2 separate regions of the Homo sapiens genome follow, and region 1 is linked to region 2. Evidence: chromatin loops called from intact Hi-C (ENCODE). Cell type or tissue: PC-9. All regions are shown on one strand. Each heading gives the region's core, and the rest is flanking DNA. Links, peaks and the distances in the headings are about the cores only.

Region 1 (2,500 bases), core at 1-2,500, 130 kb after region 2:
TACCCATTGCACAGAAAGGAACCAATGGCTCCCCTTCCACCACCTGGGAGCACGAGCCAGCTGGTGACCACAGAGTGGATATCATCTGTGTCTCTCCAGCCCCACATCCGTTCGTCCTTCTCGGTGCTAACAGCACCCAGTTTCTCTCTGGGAGTCCCCACCGTCCCCGCTTTCAATCCATGAGCTTCAGATGTAGCAGACCTCGCCCCAGGGTCCAAGGCTGCCATGTGGCTCAGGCCAGGCCAGAGAACTTAAATTTCTCCAACTACCATGATCGACCAGGGATGGACATGTGACCCAGTAAGACCCAGTGAGACTGGAGGGGACGTTCTTTGTTCCTGGATTTGACCCTGGGAAGGTATAACCCTTTTACTACCACATGGAGCCTCAGGACGAAGCTAATGTGGAAACGAGCAGAGCCAAGAGACAGACAGGAGCCCTCCTGGTTCTAGACGGCTCCAAGCTGAAGCTCTCATCAGCCCTGGACATGTATATACCAGCAGATTTCTTCCCCATCATCACCCAGAGCAATTTGCCTACGTACATTCTAGTCTCTCTGACTGGAACGTCATTCCTTCTCCAGCTGCCAAAATCCCCTCCAGCATCTTCAGGCAAATGTAAACTGCCCCCCGCCCCCCGCACCAAGAAGGAGCTGGCTCTCTCCCCTGCCCCAGTTGAGCACAGATCACATAAATGGGAACCATTTTCACGTGGGCTCCGCCTCCCCACAGGAGTCTCTTCAGCCCAGGACCTGCGTCTCCTGTAACTCTGTATCCAGCACCCAGCATCCAGTAGGCGCTCACTAAATACCGGTTGAATAAATAAATGAATGACTGCAGAGAAGCAAGCTAATCGTTCATCAAGTTTATGGATGACATGAAATTGGGAGCAGTTGCTAGCCAGAGGTTAGAATCATAAAGCAGATTGGCTTTCGCAAATGAGACTACAGCAAGACGGAATCGGAATTGGATGACGTTCATTAAGTAACTAGTTTGAGGAAGTCGTCGCCGGGAGTGTGTGGGAGCTGGGGATATAATGGTTTCTGTGCACGTTCCAAGAAAAGCTGTGGGTGGCAGGCTGGACAGGTGGCGAAAGAAGTTGGCTGTCAAGAGCTGGGGTTAAAATGGGGTCGAGGTCAGTTCATGGGCTTGTGACAGGCAAAACCCCAACAAGTTCTTCTGCCACCAGAAGCCACCCCTAGCTCTGTATTTTGGATGCAGGGGAAGCAAGGGAAAAGCTTTTAAAGTACAGAGGACAAATTGGATTTCTGAAGTCGGGTTAAAGAAACTGGGGTTGCTGCATCTGGAAGCAAAAACAGGAAAAACCACTTCCCTGAATGGGCTTTAATGAGGGGTGCCACTCCCCAGAGTGGGGAAGGCACTCCCGCTCGCACCTGGAAGAGCCCTGTGTCCCAGAAGAAGGGTGACAGTCAGGGAAGTGGTGGCAGCCCGCCCTGCCCCCACTGCAGCCTCCAGAGCTGCCGCCACCCCTGCTGTTTACACTTTTATCGTTTGCAATGAAAGACGATGATGTGTGTGCGCTGTATTGATTGTGCCTCTTAGATTTTTATGTCATTGTGGAAAGCAGCAATTATGGTCGCCTGCTCTGGAGGGAGCAAACAGCCCTAGGGGAGGATGAGGCAGGGCCAAGAAGATGGAAAAGGCAGCCCGAGGGGTCCCCTGCTCAGGAGCTGGGGGTGTGAGGTAGGCAGGACAAGAGAGGGACTAGCTGAGCCTGAGAAGGGCCGGCTGGATACGCCCTACCCCAGGCTGCAGACATTTATTAAGCACCTGGGGCGTGCCTAATACTCAAATCTTTGTCCCATATCCTTCTGAAAGCCCCCAGTGGCTTCCCTTTTGCATTTAGAATAATGCAAAACATGTCACTGTGCTTACCAAGACATGTCACCTGGCCCTGCCCAACTTGCTGGTCTCACCTCCACCCTCACTCATTGCCCTCCGGCCCCCTGGCCTTCCTCCCCACAATCCCTGTCCTCTTCACACTCAGGTCTCAGCTCCAGCGCCACCTCCTCACAGCCCAGTCACAGAGACTCCGTGCCATGTGCACACCAGTCTCTATCACATCACCTCCCTTTTTTTCTTCCTAAGACTTTTAGGAAGCCTTGTCCACTCTCAGATGGCTTCCTGTTTGTGGGCTCATTGTCTCTCTCACGCAATGAGATGTAAATGCAAACAGAATGAGGGCCAGGCGCGGTGGCTCACCGCCTGTAATCCCCCCACTTTGCGAGGCTGAGGCAGGCAGATCACTTGAGCTCAGGAGTTCGAGACCAGCCTAGCCAACATGGTGAAACCCTGTCACTACCAAAACAAAACAAAACAAAACAACAACTTTAGCCAGGCATGGTGGTGCATGCCTGTAGTCCCACCTACTTGGGAGGCTGAGGTGGGAGGATTGCTTGAACCCAGGAGGCAGAGATTGCAGTGAGCCGAGATTGCAGCACTGCACTCCAGCCTGGGTGACAGAGTGAGACTCTGTCTCA
Region 2 (4,950 bases), core at 2,451-4,950:
GTATCTGGCCTGGGCTTGTGCTGTAGCAGCAGAGCAGGTCTGGGAGCCAGGCCCCCTCCGACCAGCTAACCCTAGCAAATGTGCCCTCAGCCCCTCCTGCTGTGCGTCTCTGGAAGCAGAGGTGGCTTCTATGCATGTATAAATGAACACAGACACAAGTCATCACACCTCTCCTCACCCAGCTCCACATTCCCTGTGACCAGACCAGAGTAGGCCCTTTGCTGCACCCGCAGCCTGCTCCTTCTGTCATTCAGGTCTCAGTTCAAGTGTCACCTCTTCCAGGACTGTCCTGTCTCACTGGCTACCCAGCATGCCCCTGCTTCCAGCTCCCTCATGGTCACACGGCCCTCATGCTCATCTGTGGCACCTGACGCCGGGCCTGGCGCCAGCAGGTGCTCAATAAATGTTTATTTAATGGCTCAGGTGCCATTGTCACCTAGCTTTGTCCCTCAGCCCATCCCCTCTGCTTCTCTTAAAAGCTTTATGAGGCTCTGGACCTTCTGCCCATTTTGCTGCCATGGAGCTGGGGCTGGCACCTAGCTCTGCCATGGTAGCTGTGGGATGTGGGCACGTCACTCACCTCTGAGCTACCCATCGAGAGCTTTCGTGCAAGTACATCGCCAGTGCTCAGCAAGTATGCTTGTCCTGCCCTCGCCCCCCTTTCCCAAGTTTCTCCCTGAAACCTTCACTGCATCCTGTGCCTTTTCTACCTGGTATCCTTCCATGCTCTGCAGATTCCAAATGGCCTCTGTGTCCTGTCTGTCTACACTGTTCACACTGTCCCAGTTCACTCCTGCTGCTTCTGAGCACAGCGTCCTCCGGCCGCTCTCCCTGCCTCCTCCCAGCGTGTCCTCCAGGCCTCATCGGCGGGTCCTTCGCCAAAGCCTTCCTCAAGGCTGCCTCCCCTCCTGCTCAAAACCTTACACACACTCCTGGGCCCCTACTGCTCTCTCCCGGGCCCCCTTTTGGCTTCCTCAAAATTGTCCCCTGAATCCTCCTTTCCACCCCAGCCATGGCCATTCCCTAATCATCCTCTTTGAATGGGATTCGAGCTCATGCATGTCGGTGATCAGCTCCTTATGAAAGGGTCTCTCAACTCCACTTCCCACCCTTATTGCATCTGAAAGTGCCACTCCCAGTTTCCAATTATCTTTTAGATGTTTCCACCTGACTATCCTCCACCACTTCAAACTGAACAGGCGAAATCTAAGGCCCCAAATGCAGACTCCAAGAGCTGGGAGGGAGGGAAGGAGAGGGATGGCCCTGCCCATGGCCTCAGTACCTGACACCCACCAAGCACTGTGCACAGGGTGGGGAGACGCAGCCTTGGTGTGCACGGGAGCGGGGGTGAGTGGCAAAGAGAGGGCAGTGCGCAGGCACTGGGGGTGCATGGGGTGGGGGATACGGAGTGGTGAGAGTGCCTGGGACAGAGAGTACACAAGGTAGGGGGTACACAGAGCAGGGGGCACACAGGTGGTGGGGGTGCACAGGGCAGGGAGTGCACAGGCACTGGGGGTGCATGGGCATGGAGGCACCTAGCAGTAGGGGGTGTTCATCTGCCAAAGTGGCATCCAGGTTCCAGCCCCAGCCACCCAGGAAAATGGGCTTGCTGGGCCCAGCCCAGATCTTTTGCTTTTTCAAGAGAAGCCTGACATTTGGATTTTTATGTGAATTCTCTCTCTTTCTCTCTTTTTTTTTTAGAATGTTCTATCTGCCGCGTGGGGGCTAAATGCCCTGCCTGCTGCCACCTTGCTACCTCTGGGTGGGCGCTTTGCTCACATCATCATCTTTCTCCTAAGATCCTCGGTCAGGCCCCTTTCAGGTGCAGGACACAGAAACCCAACTCACACGGGCGTTAAAGCGGGAAGTTTGTGGATCTAGGGCCAGGAAGGCTGTTAACAGCAGCTCACAGGACTGAGAAAAGCTGCAGGGACCAGAGCCTCAGGGCCTCGGGGCCACTGGGACAGCCTCCTCCCTCCGCTTGTCCCTGATCTCCCTGTGCGCTGGCCTCACCCGCCTCAGCCCCACGGCCGCTTTCCACACATGGGGGAAATAGTCCTGGGCCAGTGTCGGAACCTGCATCATTGCTGCCTCCAACCCGGGAGGCATCGGGGCCGCACCTCCGCCTCCAGGCGGGAGAAGCCCTGGCAAGGATCCTGACTGGCTCAACCCAGGCCATGTGGCCAGCCTGGCCCAATCATGTGCCCAGGATCTCCGGGACCATTCGCCAGCTGGGACAGGTGCTTTCTCCAGGGAGAGGCTGGGTTCTCATAACTGACAGTCCCACCAGGGCCCCATGGCGGGAGGTCGCCAAAGGAGGGTGGAGGTGCTGTGCCCTGAGAAAGTATTTCAGCAGTTAAAACAATGGGCGGCAGAGAAACTACCAACCCCCTCGAGATGGAGCCATCCGTCCAGAAAGCCCAGTTCTCAAAGGGTAAGAAACTTCTCAAGACCAAATAGGGTGGAGCTGAGAGGAGTCCAAGTCAGTATCCAGCCGTCCTTTCCCTTTTCCCACCGAGACTCACCGAGGCCACCTGCCCCTGTCCAGGGTCTCCCTGACTGTCCCATAGAGCCCCCCTGTGGAGGCTCTCATCGTGCCCAGACCTCCGAGCCTCTGCTTGCTGGGAGGGTCTCCCTCAGCCTCCCTGTGTCTCTCCCTGCTGATACCGACCTACCCCGTAGGGCTTCACAGAACCAAGTAAATCCACCTTTCCCGGACGGCTTTCAGTGCCCTAAAGGAAACCGGATGGCCCCAGCACCACCAGGACCTGTTGGACGTCTCTCCTGGGCCACGGCTGGCTTTAAGTCTGCCCTTCGCCCCCAGTGCCTGCCTGACCCGGAAACGCTGTTCCGCTCCCTTGGCTTCACGTGACCAGAGCCAGTTTCTGTTGCTTGTGACCCAGGCGCCCTGTCCACACTCTGCACATAGCCTGGCAGGGTGGAGCTCCCTGGGCGGAGCCTCTTGCTCTTTCAGCTTCTCCCCCAACCCAGCTCCCCATCTATTTTCTGTTTCTGACATCACTTCCCCAGGCTCCAGAGCTCTGAATCATGTTTGCCTCCTCCCCCTCCCTCGCCCCCCCACATGCAGCATCCAGATGCAACATCTCCCCCTTTGCAGCGTCTCCCACATCCATCTCTCTTACTCCATCCCTGCTGTCTGCCCGCCATCAGGGAGGGACGCCTCGTCATTTCTTGCCTGGATGACCACGGCAGCCTCCCGGCTGGTCTCCTTGCCTCCAGCCTCTCCCTGCTCCTATCCATCCTCCATGGGCTGCCAGATTAATCTTCCTTAAACACTGCTCACTGCCTGTCACTCCCCAGCTCAGAGATGTGGTCACAGCCCTGTCGCTTGCTGGCACCCCACAGGCACCGTCTGCTCCAGCGGGGCTGCACGCCTCCCGGCTGCCCTGTACACAGGCTGCCACTGGGATTGCCTGTCCACTCCTTCTCCTCCCCTCATTGTCTGGCCAAATCCCACCACATGCCAAGGTCCCAGCCTGAGTCCCTCTCCTGTTCTGGCCTCAGGGTTCCCAGAACTCTGGGGCAGAGGCAGGGGGTGCCCAGGGACCAGCTCTGAAGTCACAGGTTGGCCTGAGGCCAGCAGGTGGGCTGTCCTTGTTGGGCCTGTCTGGGCTCTCAAATGTGGCTGTGGCCTCTGCCACCTCTCTGCTCTGCATGTCCTGGAGACACACCCGGGCTCTCAGGTGTCAGGAGTCCTACTCAGCCAAGTCACTCTGGTGACTCACCCTTCACCACGCCAACCTTCCTTCTCAGGCCCCCTCATGAATGCTCATTATCCAAGAATGAACACCTTCCCAAGATTCCAGGCCTGCAGGCCCTGCCCTTGACGCCCACTGCTGCTAGTTTCATCAATCGAAGATCCTGCTCAGATTCCAGGCCTGCAGGCCCTGCCCTTGATACCTGCTGCTGCCAGTTTTATCAACCGCAGATCCTGCTCCGCACACCCCTCCACACAAATACTTCCAGGGCGTGTCACAGAGGGGGGCCAAAAGTGAGCATCCCCCGCCCCGCGGGCCACACAGCTCGCACCTGCAGAGCATTTACTGTGAGCCGGCATCAGGCTGCATGCACCACACAGAATGACTCGTTTAATCCTTGCAGCCCTATGAGGTAGGAACCTTTCATTGTCTGCATTTTCCAGGTGAGCAAACTGAGGCACAGAGAGCTTAAATAACCTGCCCAAGTTCACCCAGTTCAGGATTCTAATCCACATCAGAGCCCTGGCTCTTAAGCACAGTCCTCCCAGGTCCTAGCTGACTCTCTACCTTTCGACCTACCAGAGTCTAAAGTCCAGGAGGGAAGCTGTCCCTTCCAGCCTGGGAAGTCAATTAGTCCTGCAGGGGAAGGCCTAACCAGAGTCTGGTGTCCAGGAGGTAAGCTGCCCCTCTCAGCCTGGGAAGTCAATAGGTCCTGCAGGGGAAGGCCTGAGATGCCTTTGTCCACTCCCTGCCTGCGGTCACTTCAGAGGGGGCTGGGAGTGACCTTGGTCAGGAGCAGTGGTGTATGCGGCCAGCTCGTCCTGGCTCAGGACAGCCAATCACTACAATTTCTAGAATTTTTAAGCCAGTTGACATCACATTGGTAGCTTGATATAGGCTGTGGTGGGAGTATTTACACCATGGAAATTGGCAAATTAGTTCCCCAGCCTGCCTGAAGAGCCAACTGTTAACCATTCGACAGGACACCACACTGTTGTGGGAGGAGGCAGAATGCTGACCACTCTCAAGGCGTCCTGGCATTTGGGTGGTGGACTTCAGGAATTCACACCAAAGACGGGCCTCCAGTGGAGCCAGGGGTCTGAAAGGAAAGAGGTCTTGAGACCAAGTGGGTCTCAAAAATGGACCTCTGGTTGTGTGATCCTAAAGGAACTGGAGAAGGAAGGTCCCTAGAAAAGTGCCAGGGCAACTACAAGATATCCAGGTAGGCAGG

The links. Peaks named below come from ENCODE experiments on the same cell type or tissue, not always from the same donor. Only the 100,000 strongest peaks of a DNase experiment are listed, where the experiment ranks them.
Region 1: a loop joins it to region 2, with 7 times the contacts of the local background. A loop is called at or near these places in 1 of 110 quality-filtered maps.

What each region holds. Positions count from the first base shown.
Region 1 is chr5:176,692,022-176,694,521 of GRCh38, reverse strand. No RefSeq gene overlaps it. Among named protein-coding and RNA genes, the nearest start is that of TSPAN17, 46 kb to the right of the region's middle. RefSeq lists an enhancer at 1,238-1,782. In PC-9, for the core only: no CTCF peak of the experiment used is centred there; DNase peaks (open chromatin) are centred at 1,341 and 1,961; H3K4me3 peaks cover 1,051 bases; H3K27ac peaks cover 1,888 bases.
Region 2 is chr5:176,821,306-176,826,255 of GRCh38, reverse strand. The region is part of intron 1 of UNC5A (unc-5 netrin receptor A); the gene reads right to left. Among named protein-coding and RNA genes, the nearest start is that of UNC5A, 13 kb to the right of the region's middle. In PC-9, for the core only: no CTCF peak of the experiment used is centred there; DNase peaks (open chromatin) are centred at 2,905 and 3,775; H3K4me3 peaks cover 1,152 bases; H3K27ac peaks cover 2,500 bases.